3 separate regions of the Homo sapiens genome follow, and regions 1 and 2 are each linked to region 3. A link is a loop called in an ENCODE intact Hi-C map of the cell type or tissue named here. Cell type or tissue: heart left ventricle. All regions are shown on one strand. Each heading gives the region's core, and the rest is flanking DNA. Links, peaks and the distances in the headings are about the cores only. Region 1 has its middle 40 kb from the start of GADD45A. Region 2 holds the start of GNG12 (G protein subunit gamma 12). Region 3 holds the start of LOC105378780 (a long non-coding RNA gene).

Region 1 (5,675 bases), core at 155-5,154, 83 kb after region 3:
AGCGCTGTTCTGTAAGTATTGCAATCTGGGGGAATGGTCTCAGCGGGTTTAGAGCAAATCTTCTGGTGTAGGGTCTAACAAAGCAACTGCTCTCTGAGCCAGGGGAATGCTGGGCTTCTCTGGTGAGCAGCGTGGGTGGCCGCTTGTTCTCGGCTTTCCTCCCATTGTGTTCAGACAGCCTACGTTGCTCTTGTTTGCTCTGTGTCACTAGGGCCCTGGGGATAGCAAGAAATCTGTCCAGAAGTGTAAAACCACCCTTTTTATGAAACGAGAAAGTTGGAACAAGAACATTCAATGCGCTGACTGGCGATCTCAGAAAAGACACCCAGCAATGGCAAAATATAAAACAAAAGGGTCATCTGAGATTTGGCATCCTAAATCACTTACTTCTCTCTATCAAAGGGAGCTCCATTTTCTATAAGCTGCTGCCTTTACACACCCTCAACACAGATGTTTCTCCCTCTCCTCAGAGTTTGTAAAACTCACTCCATGAGGAAAGTTTCTGTCCTGCAGGTGGGTATAAGAGTGTGACCAGGAAGCACAGTATGGGATACAGAAGGCCACAAGGAATGGTGGAAAGGAAGATGACATGGAGAGAAAGGGAACCTGGGACTCAGTCTTGAATCTTTCTGAGTGACCTTGGTCAAGTCACCAAAGCATTCATTCAACAAACATTTGAGTGCTCAGTATATACTCCAGCAACGCTGTCCAAGAGAAATATAACAAAAGCCACACATGTAATTTAGAATTTTCTAATAGCCACCTTGAAACACAGTAAAAATAAGTAGGTAAAATTAATTTAAGTAGTATATTTTCTTTAACCCAGTATATTTGAAGTATTGACATTTCATGATGTAGTCAATATAAGAAATTATTTAAGAGATATATTTACATAGTTTTTACCATACTACATCTTTAAAATGAAGTATATGTTTTATACTTATGACACAACTCATCTCAAACACTACGTTTTCATCGGAAATAGTCAAGCTTTTTTAGGTTTCATACAGCTTACAGCTGAGAAAGGACATTCCCATACATAAATTATTCCAAATATACTTAAAAGTTTTTCAATAATAAAATCAGACTTTACATTAAAATTAAAACACAATGAAAAATTCATTTCCTCCATCTCATTAACCACATTTCAAGTGCTCAGTAGTCATATATAGCTAGTGGTTACTATACTGGATCACTCAGTTCTAGAGCTCATTGAACTCTGCCCTCTAGATTTCAATCCAATGAGGAATTAAGACCAAAAAAAAAATATATCTAGCGACTACAATATAAGAAGCCTTTTTATCTAAAACTTATCTGGATGTATCTAAAGACTTATCTATTCTTGTCTTGAAACTAGAGGTCTGTAGGTTAATTTTTAGCTAGTTTAGTTAGGAGTCATAAAAATGATACCTAACTTAAAACATTTTTCAAACTTAAAATACATAAAGGTATGACAATTCATCAATCTTATGTGACCAAAGGATCTCCGAATAAGAATTTACTGATGGAATTTTGAGTTGCTTTCCTTGCATGTGTCAGATCCATTGTGCAGGAACAATAATTTTCAATAGGGAAAAAATTCCAAGTTGTAAATGAAGGCCAAGGTCAAGGACTGGCTACAGCCAGTGTAGAAGCCACATGGGCATGGTTCATTAATGGTAAATGTGGCAAACACTGTTCACTGCCTACTCATCCACCATCCTCACTTTCTTCTCTGCCAGACAGAACTCTGGTTCTATTCAGTTAGTAAATGGGGATCCCTTGATCTTATCAAAGCTGTGCACAGTCTATGCCAGCCCAGGGAAGAATCACGATTGGCTTAAACCTTTGCCAGTAATTGCCTAGGGGTAGGCATAAGAGTTAGTTCTGGCCAGTGAGATTTCAGGGTAAATCTTTTTTCAAAGACTTTCTCCCTAAATGGAGAGAGTTCACAAGGAGAACATGTTTGGCCCTCGCCCCTTTCTTTATGTTCGAAATGCAGCTCTGTAAGGAGTTGCAGCTGCAATCTTAGGCCCATGGGGACATTAGCCTAAGACTACTTGAGACAGCTCTTCTACAGTTTGTTGTACATAATGAGAACTCAGTAAGTCATCACTAAGCATGAGAATTTGTCTTTTCCTTTACAATTTTATTGACTTACCCAGGTTCCTTTGAGGCCCATCTCTTCCATAAACCCTCTGTGATCCCTCCAGCCTGCAGGGGTACTCCCTCTTGCAGGCCCATAGTACTTACTTAATTGATACTTAATCATATACTATCTTGAAACACTCTTCATTTCTTTATCCTAACTTGACTTTTTATATGTCTAACTATGTTGAAGGCAGACCCCATGTGTTCTTCTTTGTATCTTCCGTCACATCTAGCAACATCCAGGTACTGGGCTGCTGTTCAAAAATATCTATAAAAGAAGTCAGTGAAAGAATAAAAGAGTAAAGACAGACATCCTCACTCTCTTGATCATGGAGTGGTATTTACCTTAAATAGCACTTAAGCCAGTTGCAAATTGATGGTCTAGGTTACTATTATTATATCGCATAGATTCTCAGGTTCTACTTCAATATTTGATCCAATGTTTATCCCTATTTTTAAATTTTGGATTAAAATTACCAATTTTGGATTCATGGTATTCTTACTCACTTTACTGATGCTCTAGTTTTTTCCCCCTATATTTCTTTTACTCAGATTGCAAAGAACTTATTCTAAATCTCTTTCCATTTCTTCCTTGAAAATTCTCCCTTCTTACATTTCTGCCACCTAGGGACAAATGTACTTCAAATATTCCTTGGAACTCTGTTCTACTATCCCCTCCACTTCCCAAATGTGGTAGTCTCTGAAGGCCTGGACAGAGAGGGAAGGCCTGACCACAGTGCCTATAGTTGGTTAGTCAAAATGGAACCAAAGCTAGTGTGTGGCAGCCAAGAATTGCAGCAGCCTAAGTCCCCAGGGCATGCTGACGTACAAACATGGGAAGCCAAGGGCCTACGCCAGTTTCTAGAGGCAAACAGAAGGGATCAAAGGTCAGCAGCTCTGCAGAAGCTGGAGCAAAGTGGAAGCCAACTAGAAATGCAGCGCACCAGCATGGCACATGTATACATATGTAACTAACCTGCACAATGTGCACATGTACCCTAAAACTTAAAGTATAATTAAAAAAAAAAAAAAAAGAAATGCAGCAAAAAACTTTCCAGGCAGTTCCAAGAAGAGCATTGGAAGGGCCTCACTCTCCATTATCAGTCAGAAGCCACATGGCACATGGAAGTGTTTCCCCTGCATGCACAAAGGGAAGAATGAGAGAATGCTTCCTAGTACATCTTCTTTTCCCAGGCTCACATTTTTTATAGTTAACTTAGGCTATTTTATTTATTAAACAAAGTTAATTGCCTCCATATCCTCTGAGGACTGGGCTGCTCCAGAGTCAGCTGGCCCCTTGCCTGGCTGCCTGCACATTTGCAACTGAAGGACACCATCAGTTTGGACATGTCAAGGATGCCAGTAGGATGGTGGTTTCCCTAGGCTGTTTGCCTGCTGGAGAGCCTCTAACATGCCTGCAAGGAGGGGAAAACAGAGAGAGAGAGAAAGGCAATAAAATGTGGAAAAAAACAGATCTATATCTAGTCCTAGAACAGCAGCAATGTCCAGAGGGCAGCCAAAAGCCCAGTGAAGCAAGTAAAAGATAACAGACTGCAAGCAGCAGGCAGCAACTGACAGATTTCTCAGAGCAGGCAGGAGGTAGTCTGAGCAATTATACAGGGATAAAGCTGAGACCCACAGAGGCAATGAAAAGAGATGGAACAATGCCAACAAAGGCTTGAGGGTAAAAGGAGCATCACAGGGAAATAGGAACAAAGCTTCATGTGAGCCATTAGATACCAGATAAAGAAAGTTCCAGATCGATAAGACATATTGGGTCATCTAAGAGGAAGGGAGGATGATGGGAATGGATTTTTCAGGACAAGTGTTTTAAAAACCTTGTTTTATCTAAAAAAAATAAAGATGAGCTCAAAATGAGATCACTGGGGACTGTCACTTCAGCCCACAGCTGCCATAGTATAGGAGGGGGGGCAAGGACTTCTAGAAGTGCAAAGTCACCCCATTGACTCATTGAGGGGACTCCCTGAGGTGTTAGACATCTGTTACTGGTGGCCCTGGATTGGGCTGCTGGCTGCAGTGTAAGGGAACAATGTGGCAGGACAAAGGGAGAATTCTGGTTTCTGAATGCAGCAAGGAAGATCTTAATCTATAAGGAAAGTGGCCAGTCGCTAGGAAGACAGTCCGTCCAGGGATAGAGAGGCTCATGGCAAGGGCAGGCTCAGGGGAGGCAATTTGATTGATTTGATGGAACACTTAATGTTATCTATGTAGGTGACAGTGACTCTCCCTGTTTTTACCAGGAAATTTCTATGAGGGCATGGGTTTGTTTAGGTATGCAATACTCAGCACTCGTTTGGCACTTAGCCTCCCTCTCCTCCCTTAACCTTCTGCCACATCCTCTGGCCCATTTCCAAACCTGGATCATTTCCATGATCCCTTTTTCCCTTATCCTGGGGCCCTGAGCCCTGGCCTGCCACACGTCCACTGTGAGGCCTGGACAGCCTAGAGCCTGCTAATGATTTTTCGTCCATTTCTAAGCCCACTTGCCACAAACTTTTTTAAGTGTCTGCTCTCAAGTGAGCTTCATTTTAATAAAAAGGAGTTCCTTCTATTTCCACCCCCTCTCCTCCAGCACACAAATGCCCCCAGGTCCTTTACTTGTCTTTTAACTTTGATCATCTCTCCTCCCGTTATCTCCCAATTGGATCCCTTTCAGCAAATGCTGTCAATCTTCTCTTTCCCTTTCCCCTGCTCTGGTCAGCAGATAACATCATGTCAGCTTCAGGTATTACATAATCTGACATCCTCTCTTCTTCGTAGTCCTCTGTTTCTCCCCTCTCTTTCTCATGCCTGCCTCCTCCAAGCCTTGCACTGTTTCATAGTCCCCCAAATCCCTCATCATCCCCTTGACTTTCTTCTCCTATACGTAAAAGAGAGGTTTTCCGCTTTAGCTGTGTTTTAGATCACCTGAAGAGCTTCTAAAAAGTATTGAAATCCCTAAACGATTGAAAAGAGGATCTTGAAGAAATATTTGTCCATCTGTGTTTACAGGAGCATTACTCACAATAGCTAAAAGATGGAAGCAACCCCAGTGTCCACAATGAATGGACCAACAAAATGTGGTATGCCCATACAATGAATATTATTCAGCCTTAAAAGGACAGGAAATTCTGACGCATACTACAACATTGATGAATTTGAGGATGTTATTTTAAGGGAAATAAGCTAGTCACAAAAGTACAAATACTGTATGATGCCACTTATGGCAGGTACCTAGAGTAGTGCAGTTCAGAAGCTGAAAGTAGAATGGTGGTTGCCAAGGGTTGTCAAGGAGGGGAGAATGGGGAGTTATTGTTTAATGGGTACAGAGTTTCAGTTTTGCAACATGAAAAATGTTCTGTGGATGGTTGGTGGTGATGTTTGCACAATGTGAGTTTACTTAAAATCTCTACACTTAAAAATAGTTAAAATTAAAAACTAGCCAGGTGTGGTGGCACACGCCTGTGGTCCCAGCTTGGGGAGCTGAGGCAGTATGATTGCTTGAGCCCAGGAGGTTGAGGCTGCAGTGAGCCATGATCATGCCA
Region 2 (5,675 bases), core at 347-5,346, 270 kb after region 3:
ATTATGTTATGTTCTAGGAGTGAAACGAATCAATAATTTACTCAATCAAATGCTTCAGTTGTTTCAGAGCATAATGTCATAGGCAAGAAACAATTAATAATCACACTGTACCCTTTATAGTTATTTAAAATTATTATAAACCACATCTCTGTGTCCCAGTGGAGCAATTAGTAAAATGAGAAATCATCTGTGGCATGAGCTAAGATCCTGGTTCAGCCCAATTCTGTGCACCTGACGTGCATTAGGACAAAAACAAGAAGCTTTAAAGGGTTTGTTTTAAAGATGGAGGCTTTTTTTTTTTTTTTTTTTGAGACAGAGTTTTTGCTCTTGTTGCCCAGGCTGGAGTGCAATGGCACGATCTCGATTCACCGCAACCTCCGCCTCCTGGGTTCAAGTGATTCTCCTGCCTCAGCATCCCGAGTAGCTGGGACTTCAGGCATGCGCCATCACGCCTGGTTTATTTTGTATTTTTAGTAGAGATGGGGTTTCTCCATGTGGGTCAGGCTGGTCTTGAACTCCCGACCTCAGGTGATCCGCCCACCTTGGCCTCCCAAAGTGCTGGGATTATAGGTGTGAGCCACAGCGCCTGGCAAGATGAAGGCATTTAAAAAATTTTTTAGATTTTAGGAAATGAGTCAACAATGTGATGAGTAGATTTCCTGAATTAACTGAACACCCAATCTCATGAAAGTTTACAAATAAAACAACGACTCACAATCAGCCTAACACTTCTTATGGCTTATCTGTTGGCCTTGGACATCAGCACATGCAAAAGTAAATAACCGGATACCCTTGGGTCACATGTTTTCATACTTTGATTAAGAATTACACTTGGTTAAAGATGAATACTTCTGTTCCTGGCTTAATTTCTTACCTAGGGCTAATAAACACAACTATTTGAAATATAAATTCTCTTTAAATGTAAAGGATAATGCAATGTTTCTGACTGTCAAAATTACTATGCAACTGTAACTTTAGCACTAAAAGCATATTAAAACTATTAATCCTTTAATCATAATTATTCATATTGCTGTGGTAGAAACATCACACATACACACACACAAACACACACACACCAGTTACTTTCTGTAGAATTTGAAATTGCTCTATCTAGCATTTCCGGAAGGTTCAAGCTGCCACCCTGCAATTTATCCAGTAGCCTGCTGCTTGAACAAGCTAGATAAATATCTAATAATTTTGACCATGTACTGCGTGTTAAGTCCAGTTTAAGTGTTTTCCAAAGACAAAGTTTTCATATACTTTCTGTAAAGCCCTACAGATAGAGACCATTATTATCCCCATCTTATAAATCAGACTGAAAAAGGTTAAATAGCTAATATTTTCATCTAAGTCTGTCTGACTCCAAAGCCAACACCCCAAATCACTGTTAAACAAGCTTCTCTTCCAAGTTAGGGCTCAGAAAAATTTACTTGCTTTCACAACTTGCCTTCCTAGGTTAAGCTTAAGCTGACATAAAACTCCAAAACAAAGCAAAACACAATAAATCACATAATTCTAATTTTAAAAAAAACTAATTTGATATTGGCTAACCACTTCCTCAAGTTTTCTGACCATGAAGCCCTTTGCTCTCACACTTTAATAAACCACCGATATTCTCTAACAAGTGACAACACAAATCCACAAATCTAATTGTTAGAGAGCTTTCAAGTAAGACTGGAGCTTTCTGGACAGGAAATTTTTATAATTCTATTTTTTTCAGGCTCTTGTGAAACACAGATTCACATTTTCATATATTTCTACACAAATCTAAGTGCTGTGTGCCCTGTTGGGGGTTCGATATCTAGTAAATTACATGAGTTAAATACAGCAAAAATAGGACTGCATTATTTATAAGGTCTAACGACGCAGTAGACTTTTCAGCATTTTTTGGACTTAAACCAGGGCTTTACGGCGCTGGTTAACTATTAGAGAAGGCAAAGGGACTGAACATTTTATCTGAAAGTCCTTTTATCACTTAAGACTCTGTAAAATTTTTGATTACTTTAAAAATTGTGTGTGTGAATAACGTTAGTTTACTAGAAAAGGGGCTTGCTAGTATATATAATTTGGTTAAAAAAACAAAAACAAAACAAAACAGCTCCTTACTTGAATGTGATTGTTTTGGCAATAGTAAAATTCAATCCCGTCGTTCTAGCGCTGCCTGCCTTCCTGGTTCTCCTAGGTGAGGGCCGCCATCCTGCGATAATTTACTTCGAGAGCTGCGAAGCGCTGGCAAGGGTGCAGTCTGGTGACTAGCACTTTTAAAAACAAAGCCAAACTCCGCTTTTAAAATAGAGAAGGCACAGACGCAGACCCTGCCTCTGACGACATCCAAAAGATTCATTATACACAGCCTATTCAGGCGAAGCTACAACCGCCCCAGGAAATATAAACTGTGTCGGCAAAGACAGCAGGGGGGAGAGGAAGTAACTGATGGGAAGGAAGCTAATCATGTGAAGTTTGTCCAACTCCACACGGTCTAATAAATTCCCGTTTGTTTCCGCTGGGAGCAGCCATTAAACGCGCCCTGACACGTGGGCGCAGGAACCTCCCTTCTACCTCTGGTGTTCAGAGATTTCCTTCTCGACCCACTTGTTTGTATACAACCACGCCCGGCAGGATGACCACCAGATGACCGGCCGCAGCAATGCCTCCACTCAGTCCCAGTTGGGCAAAGTTTCACTCCACTGCGGCGACGTGAACAAGAATCACGGCTTCCTTATCGTGAGTTATGAATGATTTAAGCCAAGTTTACAGGACACACAAAGCGAGGGACGAGTGAGTGACGGGAGGTGCTAAGTGACAGCGTTTTAAAGTTAGCTTTAATTGATATGCCCTAATTAAAATGAAAAACAGAATTCACCCTGCCCCACGGGATAACTGTCGGGGCAATAATTAAAAAAAAAAAAATCACCCAAGACTAAGCCTCAACCTCCCCCTTACCACTTGCAAATACAGTCTGCAGAAAAGCAGCCTCGGGTCCCCACTCGGGGGTCCCTCGCGGGGTGCGTCATATGGGCTCTCCCCTCTGCGACCCGCTATTTCCCTGCTAGACCCCCAGCGCCCAGCGGATTCCAAGGCTGCGCTCCCGCCGGCTGGTCCCGGGAGGTAGAAAGTAGGCAGAGGGGCGTGGCGTCCCTGTCGCCCCCACATGCCAGCCCTCCTCCAACGCCTGACACCACCACAAGCCACGGCTGGGAACACTGGGGGCCTCCCAACCCGGCGCGGGGCGCACGGCCGCAGGCTGGCGAGGAGGCAAGCGAGCTCAAGGGGAGACCTTTCCTTCCACCCCCAGCCCTAGCCCCAGCCACAGCCGTGGGGGCGGCTTCCCGCAACCTCGGGCGGCCGCCCGTCGAGGGCGCGCGCGCCGTTTCTGCCTCTGGGTCTCGGTGTCCCTTGGCCCCTTCCTCCCCCTCCCCCCGGTCTCCGGCGCCCAGCGCCCAGACCAGTCCCCGCCCTCCAGCAGGACACTCTTCCCTCCTTCCTTCCTTCCTCCGCTCCCTCCCTCCATCTCGCTTCCCAGCACCCGGGACTCGGAGGCGGCCCCCGAACTCGCTGGCCGACGCCCCGCGCCGCGCCCCGACCCCGCGGGGACCCGACTCACCACCCGCGCCCGCCGCTTGGTACTCACCCGCCTGCCGGTGCGCTGCCCCGCCGTCGCCGCCGGGACTCGGTCTCTAAGGGCTCCTGGAGACGGCTCCGACCTCTCCTCCTCCTCCTCCTCTTGCTCCTCCGGGCGCCGGCTCCGCCTCGCTGGGGTGGGCGGGGCGGCGGCGGCCCCGGGCTCCTTCCTCCGCGCCGGGCCCTGCCTCCCGCCCGGACGCCCTGGCTGTGCTGTCCCGGGCCGGGGAGCCCGCGTTGTGGCCCCGCAGGAGGAGGGGCGAGGCCTGGCCTGTGGAAGCTCGGTGGACGTCTGGTCGTCTTTGGCCATCCCCCTTCCTCTAATTCTCATGGAGGACCTGAAGTTCTAGGACTTGAGGGCCCCCACTCTACGACCCGCCCCCGCGCGGGGCCGCCCTGACTCCTCGCAAGTTTCCTTCGCGTGCGAACGCCTCGCTTGCCCCTGTGCCAGCGGTCCCCAGGGCTGTGAGGATGAGCGCTGCCAAACCCCTACACGAAAGTTTGGTTCTGTTCCAGAAACTATGGAGGAAAACACGCATAGTAACATTTAAAGGGCCCTGGGGCCACGGAGAGAAGTTTCCCAGAAAGTGGAGGTATAACTGCGGATTATAGAATTTGTAGTACATCCACCCACCATGAGCTTCCCGTCCATCTGCCCCGACCCCCTGAAATTTGTTTCCGAATGTCCAGTACCTGGCAGAGTTCTGCCTAATGAATTAATGGGATTTGGTTGGTCTTTTCTGGAAGGGTTCAAGGTCGGGTAAATGGAGGAGCCATTTCCGCTTCCACAGATTTTGTACTATTCCTTTGGCCATTCGACAGACATTACCAAGCACCCGCTGTGTACCAACTGCGATGCTAAAGGTGATGGGAGAGGTACAAAGATGAATCAGACAAGGGGCTTGCCTTCTTGGAGTCCAGAAAGAGTAAAGAAGCTGGATGTTCAGAAAACCACTCAGCGGACTTCTAGAGTATTCCTAGGTAGCCGCTTTCTTGTTTGACAGGGTGGAGAGAAAAGAGGTGAGGCCAAAGTAGGTCACTTAGAACCAGTGTGGGCAGAGTCCACACTTGAAATGGAGTCTGAAAGCATTGGTGAGGGATGTCTGTGTATTGAGTTTCACCAACTGAGGACAAGTGGGCCCTGGGGAATCTGGGAACTAGGGACTGCAGTCAGGGCATTATATTCCCTCTTGCTTTCCTTCTGACCCCTAAGCAAGTTTCAGGTTTAGTGAAATCATTTGCACATGTAGAAGAGGTGTCACAGGTAGAGTAGGTGTATGAATGCATGCCTTGCCCCAGGAGTGTGGTCTTAGCAAGCTGCGGATGGCGGTGGTTTGTGGGATGCAAGCCACAGACTGCCAGAGGGGTCTTTATTTCCTGTTCTGTTCAGCATTAGGAAATGCTTGACTGATTCACAAGTACTAACAGTTCAAATGATACACCTGAAACAGAACAGCTTGACACCACAGGGACTGAGAGGGTGGCATACTGGAGTTTGTATTTTTTGGCCACAGACCACAGAATAGACTCCTCTAAGCTATGCTACTAATTTTCCTTCCTGGGACACTTTATAGTTTAATAAGTGCTTTCATGTACTTACTCTTACTTTTCTCTCATTAGTCTCTTGAAAAAACCTGGAAGCTGGAACACCACATATTGCCACCAGTAACTTAAGCGGCTTGTCGAAGGTTTTTCTAGTTGAGTGCTGTTCAAAGTGTGGTTCATGGAATAGTGACAGTCTGCAAACCGTTACCCATCTACAAAGGGATGAGCATAGAAATTGAAGATGAGCATGTAGAAACTTACAGCAATTTGACAGAGTAATTTTATGTCTGTTAAATCGTTTAAAATGCAGCTTTGTATTTTATGTCTATTTCATTTTTCTTTTATGTGGAAAGGCATCAGCCTGCAACAGATTGAAAATAAAATATCACAGATAGTTTGAGAAGCACTGATCGAGATAGTATTAGGTTAGTACAGAAGTTATTACCGCAATTACTTTTGCATCAACCTAATAGCAAGGCAGGAATGATAAGAGCTAATACTTAACCAGC
Region 3 (5,675 bases), core at 322-5,321:
ATCTTGGAACCTCCTCAGTAGAATTTTCCTCCGTTTCTGCCCACGTCTGAGTGTCTTCATATGTCTCCTCTCGAGTCTGGCTTCTCGTGTCACTGTGTCTCTTTGTGAGTCAGCCTTCATCGCTGCTTGTTAGGCTTTTTGTGCTTTGATGCCAAGAGCCTCAGTCTCACACGCCCCTCTGGCCGTCCCTGCCTGGGACACCGAGTTGAATTTCCCCACCCTGCGTCTGGGTCCTCACTCCCGCGCTCCGGGCGTCCAGCTCACGCCTGTCTGGTGGATCTTCTAGTCTCTGCGTTGGCTCTCTCTGACCGTGGGTGGTTTCTCCAGCCACATGATCTCAGCCTCAGCCCAGTGCCTGCCACCTTGGAGCAGGGAGAAGAGTAGGCAGTTTGCACGTAGTGTGAGGAAAGGGCCCTGGATTCGGTGTCTGGAAAACCTAAGTTTGAGCCCCAGCAGGCTCTGCCACTCACATGGATCAGTCACTTGAAATCTCGGAACTTCAATTTCTTCATCTATAAAGTGGGGAGAATACCCATCCCGCCTCCCAAAGTTGTGGTGGAAAGAACCATAGGCTAGGTTACTGTTGGTTGCGATGTGACTCCGAGCCAGGCGTTCTGTTTAGCACTTGTCTGTCCTTCCTGATTCTCCCAACACAACCCTTTCAAGATGGTATTTGCAGCCTAATTTTACAAATGAGGAAATGGAGGCTCAGGGAGGTTAAAAAATTTACTTAAGGTCACACAGCACAGCTAAAATTTGAACCCGGCTCTGCCAACTATGAAACTCCTGCCATTGGCTGGGCGCGGTGGCTCACGACTGTAATCCCAGCACTTTGTGAGGCTGAGATGGGTGGATCACGAGGTCAAGAGATCAAGACAATCCTGGCCAAGATGGTGAAACCCCGTTTCTACTAAAAATACAAAAATTAGCTGGGCGTGGTGGCGGGCGCCTGTAGTCCCAGCTACTCAGGAGGCTGAGGCAGGAGAATCACTTGAACCCGGGAGGTGGAGGTTACAGTGAGCCGAGATTGCGCCACTGCACTCCAGTGCGGCGACAGAGCGAGACTCCGTCTCAAAAACAAACAAAAAAACAAAAACTCTCGCCATGTATGCATTTCACTGTAAGAGGAGGAACACAGGAAGAACATGCTTTATAATGGTGAGAAATCTTTTCTGCACATCAGTATTTATGACTTTTTCTGAGAGTCTGCCCAGGCTGGAGTGCAGTGGCATGATCACCGTTTGCTGCAACCTCGAGCTCCTGGACTCAAGCGATCCTCTCGCCTCAGCCTCTTGAATAGCTGGGACTACAGGCACGCACAAGTACACCTGGATAACTTTTAATTTTTTTTGTAGAGACGGGGGTCTCGCTATGTTGACCAGGTTGGTTTTGAAATCCTGGGCTCAAGCAATCCTCCCATCTCAGCCTTCCAACGTGTTGCAATTACAGGCATGAGCCACTGCACCTGGCCTTGTCACTATTTTTGAATCATCCATGAGTCTCTCTGGGTATCAGAGGCATAAGAACTGTCAGATAGGGATGGTGCTGGCACATTTGTGGGTCAATTGCAGAGAACCCTGTCGAGTTAACAGTCCTTCCCATCTCTAGTTTCTTCAGCCTCAGGAAATACACAGCTAGCAAATGTGAAGAAAATAAGGCTTCCTGTTACTTAAGATGGACTGGAACGCTAGAACCAGGAACTTGATTCTGAGATCAACTTTGAAGTAACAAAACTTGGCTGGGGTCAAAATGACCAGCATTATTGCACCATACAAATAAGCCTGCAGTATCTGCAGCCCTCATCCTGTGGTATGGCCTCTGCAGGCATCCAGGCTGAGGTCCACTTGCAGGGGCAGGAGCTGTGGAACCGCTGCATACTGGCACAGCCCCCCACCTATGAACAGAAGCAGATGCTGGGAGAATGTTTGCTCCCGCTCATCCAAACAATGCATTCAAACCTGGCTGGAAAGATGATAAGAATGCTGCCAGAGACTAACAACTCTGAGCTGCTGCTGATGCTGGAGCCCCCCAAGTTTCTCAGGTCCAAACTGGATGAGCCACGGCGTTCTACAGGCTCATTGTGGCAGGAGAGAAGCTGCCCAGGAGGTGGGTGCAGTTGCTGCTGATATCTCTTAGTCAAGAAAAACTGACTGCAAAGCCAAATAACCCCTTGAGGAATTCACCTCAAGACTTGAAGACTTCATAGCTTATCCTATGAACCTCAGTGTCAAGAACCACAGATGGCAACTATGATAGGCCATTTTGTTTCAAAAGGTCAATTATGAAGCTGTAGACTTTTTCAATTATATGAATATGTTTTCTGGGTTCTGCTACGGCCCAGACAGTGTTAACTTCTTTTTCTATTGTGGATTTTGATGTTTTCCTCCCAAGATATTAGTTTTATTATATGTCCCCAAGCCTTAAGTTTCTCCATAAAGGAAAAAAAATCTCCAGGGAAAAAAAATCAGCCTCTTAGCAGGTACTGGTGGTCATAAAACACCCAGACAACACCAGACGGTGGCGCCAGAGAGGCAGGCAGGTGGCAGGAGGGCTGCACGGAGTTGGAGGCTCCTGAGTCTTCTGTTTCATTTGCTGGCAGCTTCTGTGTGCCTCAGGTGCCAGCGGCCTGGCTACTCTTGTTTCTCACAGTGTGCTGAAGTATCATGGGGTTTGTCCCTAGCAGGTCACCCAGAGTCCAACAGGAAGTGAGAGCAGCTCCTTCCTGCTGCAGTAAGAGATGAACATTCCCTTTGGAGAGACACACTAGGTCACTACAAATGGGCCACTGAAGAACCTGGCACTGGCCGCTATCACTGGCCCCAGCTGCAGTGCTGCTTGCTGTTCACAGGTTTGTCTCTTTCTGTATTATTTATAGCAAACATGGAGGGTTCACACTGGCCTAGGCAGCATCCAAGTGCTTTTACATGTGACAACGCAGAACTTTCTAACATGGCATACCAGGACTGCAGGTGACATATGTGCCTCAATTTTTCATCACCTTACCACTGGCTATGAGTAGATTCATCCATTTATGCCACTATCATTTGTTTTGTGAATTATGTTAATACCTAATGCAAATACTATTTTCTGGTCAAGTGCGGTGCCTCACACCTGTAATCCCAGCATTTTGGGAAGCTGAGGTGGGCAGATTGCCTGAGGCTAGGAGTCTGAGACCAGCCTGGCCACATAGTGAAACTCTGTCTCTACTAAAAATACAAAAAGGTGGGACACGCCTGTAATCCCGGCTGCTCGGGAGGCTGAGGCTCGAAAATCGCTTGAACCTGAGAGGCGGAGGTTGCAGTGAGCTGAGATGGTGCCACTGCCCTTCAGCCTGGGTGACAGAGCAAGACTCTGTCTCAAAAAACAAACAAACAAACAAAAAATACCATGTATTTTCTCTGGATGCCATGGCATGAAAAGTTGGGAAACACTGCCGTGAATGAATCTTCACACAACTTATGGGGTAGTTCTTCCTAATACCTCCTTTTTACATATGAGAAAATAGAGGCTCCGAGGGGTTGCTTGACTGGACCAAGGTCACAGAGCTAATAAGCAGTCGAGCCAGGACTGGAACCCAGATGGCCTATGTCTAGAGTTTCCATGCTCGTGTCCCTAGACCAAAAGCTCTCAACCCTAGCTATATATTAGAATCTGAGGAACTCAAACAAACAAACAAACAAACCCAAAGCCAAGAAATTGTCACAGCCAAGAGAAGCCTAAGGAGACCTGACGACTAAATGTAATGTGGACCCTGAATGGGACCCTGGAAAAGAAGAAAGACATTAAAAGAAAAACAAAGAATTCTAAATAAAACATAGACTTCAGTTAATAAAAATATATCAATATTGATCCATTAAATGTAACAAATGTACCACACTGATGTAAGATGTTAACAATAAGAGAAATGGCGGGGTGGAGTATACAGGAATTATATACTCTGTACTATCTTTGTAATAATTCTGTAAATCTCAAGGTCATCTAAGTAAAAAGTTTATTCTTAAAAAAAAAACAAGCAGAAAAATATCTGAGGGTCCTATCTCATAACAATTAAATCAGAATCACTGGAGTGAGATTCAGGTATCAGCATTTTTTAAAAAGCTCCCCAGGAGATTAAAATGTTCATCCGGGGCCAGGTGTGGTGGCTCATGCATGTAATCCCAGCACTTTGGGAGGCCTAGTCGGGCGGATCACCTGAGATCAGGAGTTCGAGACCAGCCTGGACAAGACGGTGAAACTCCGTCTCTACTGAAAATACAAAAATTGGCCAGGCGTGGTGGTGGGTGCCTGTAATCCCAGATATTCAGGAGGCTGAGGCAGGAGAATCACTGGAACCTGGGAAGAGGAGGTTGCAGTGAGCCGAGATCACACCATTGCACTCCAGCCTAGATGACAAGAGTGAGACTCCATCTCCCCTACCCCACACAAAAAATGTTCATCCAAGATGGAGAACCCCTGCACTGCCTCCCTGACATAGACCCTAAGCACTTTGAGTTCAGGGAGTTTGCTTATTCATTTTCATACCCCAAGCACCTAGCAGAGTGCCTGATACAGGTAAGGCACTCAGTATACATTTGATGAATAAGTGACTGACTCACTGAATGAATGAATGAATGAATATTTCAGCCTCTCATCAATTCAAACCTGACTTAATCAACTCTGAAGAGAAGAGATTACATGAAAACATGTAACGTCAGGCAGCAAGCCTATCGTGTCTATCACTGGGTACTGATTATTGTGTGCTAGCTGCTAGGTGCTGGCCATGGCTAGGAGTAGGTTAGGAGGTGATGCCTGTCCTCAAGGCATATTCTGTAAGGGGAGGTTAGGCCTTGTGGGGCAGGGAGTAAGCAGGCAGGGTGTGGAATCAAATGGTCTAGGTTCAAACCCCTGTTCCTGCATTTAGTAGCTGTGTGGTCCTGGGTGGTTTTCTAACCACACTGGAAACTATGGGAGATATGAAAATAAAGCAGAAACGGACGCTGCCGTGTGAAGTAGAAACCCAAGAGAAGAAATTGGTTAAACGTGGCATATGACGAGTTTTGCTTTCATTGTTTTGCTCTCTACAAGATTTATTTCCTGTCATGAAAACTCCACCCATGCCCTAGTTGGAAATCACCAGTGAAAAGGACGGGAAACTGGGCTGTCCTGACGTGAGCAGCTGGGATCCCACTAGGTCACGAGCTTGGGAAAGGAGGAAGAAGGAGATGTTGTGTCTGGAGTCATGAGGAAGTGGGCTCCTCCTGGACCTGCTGGATTCTGCCAGGGCCAGAGCACCTTTTGGGTGTGGGAGGTCAGCCAGATGATTGTTGCTAATGCTCACGGGCTCACAGGGGGCTGACTCGGCCCCAGCAAGTAAATCACTTTTTTAAGTGCTTTACTTGCTGCAGATCATTTAGTGTCCACAACCTCTGCATGAAGCCATCATTCTCTTTTTATGGCTCCCATTTTATTGGTGCTGACACTGAGGCCTAAAGTTAAAGAACTCATCCAAGGTCACACAGCTAGTAAGTGGCAGGACCAGGATTCAACATAGGTTGTCTGGCTCAGAGTGTGTGCACTTAAACACTACCTAACTCCCCCTTGCAAGTGGGATGCAGCCTGGTTTTGCAGGAAAAGCACCCACTTCAGAATCAGGCAGAGAGGGGGATCTGATCTGGCCTTGCAACCCTGGATATGGC

What was found. Peaks named below come from ENCODE experiments on the same cell type or tissue, not always from the same donor. Only the 100,000 strongest peaks of a DNase experiment are listed, where the experiment ranks them.
Region 1: a loop joins it to region 3, with 2.3 times the contacts of the local background. A loop is called at or near these places in 12 of 110 quality-filtered maps.
Region 2: it touches region 3 in a loop (2.5-fold over the local background); 10 of 110 quality-filtered maps call a loop at or near these places.

The regions. Positions count from the first base shown.
Region 1 is chr1:67,642,760-67,648,434 of GRCh38, forward strand. It overlaps the pseudogene HNRNPCP9. Among named protein-coding and RNA genes, the nearest start is that of GADD45A, 40 kb to the right of the region's middle. In heart left ventricle, for the core only: no CTCF peak of the experiment used is centred there; DNase peaks (open chromatin) are centred at 2,962 and 3,436; H3K27ac peaks cover 2,127 bases.
Region 2 is chr1:67,829,713-67,835,387 of GRCh38, forward strand. It overlaps GNG12 (G protein subunit gamma 12), which reads right to left and starts at 3,755. Exons shown (of 4, transcript NM_018841.6): 1 at 3,632-3,755. It overlaps GNG12-AS1 (GNG12, DIRAS3 and WLS antisense RNA 1), which reads left to right and starts at 2,576. Exons shown (of 10, transcript NR_040077.1): 1 at 2,576-2,724. In heart left ventricle, for the core only: no CTCF peak of the experiment used is centred there; DNase peaks (open chromatin) are centred at 2,231, 2,629, 3,419 and 3,629; H3K4me3 peaks cover 3,716 bases; H3K27ac peaks cover 2,956 bases.
Region 3 is chr1:67,559,312-67,564,986 of GRCh38, forward strand. It overlaps LOC105378780 (a long non-coding RNA gene), which reads left to right and starts at 2,737. Exons shown (of 4, transcript XR_947474.4): 1 at 2,737-2,848. In heart left ventricle, for the core only: a CTCF peak has its summit at 2,514 (motif pointing right); a DNase peak (open chromatin) is centred at 2,540; H3K4me3 peaks cover 68 bases; H3K27ac peaks cover 1,679 bases.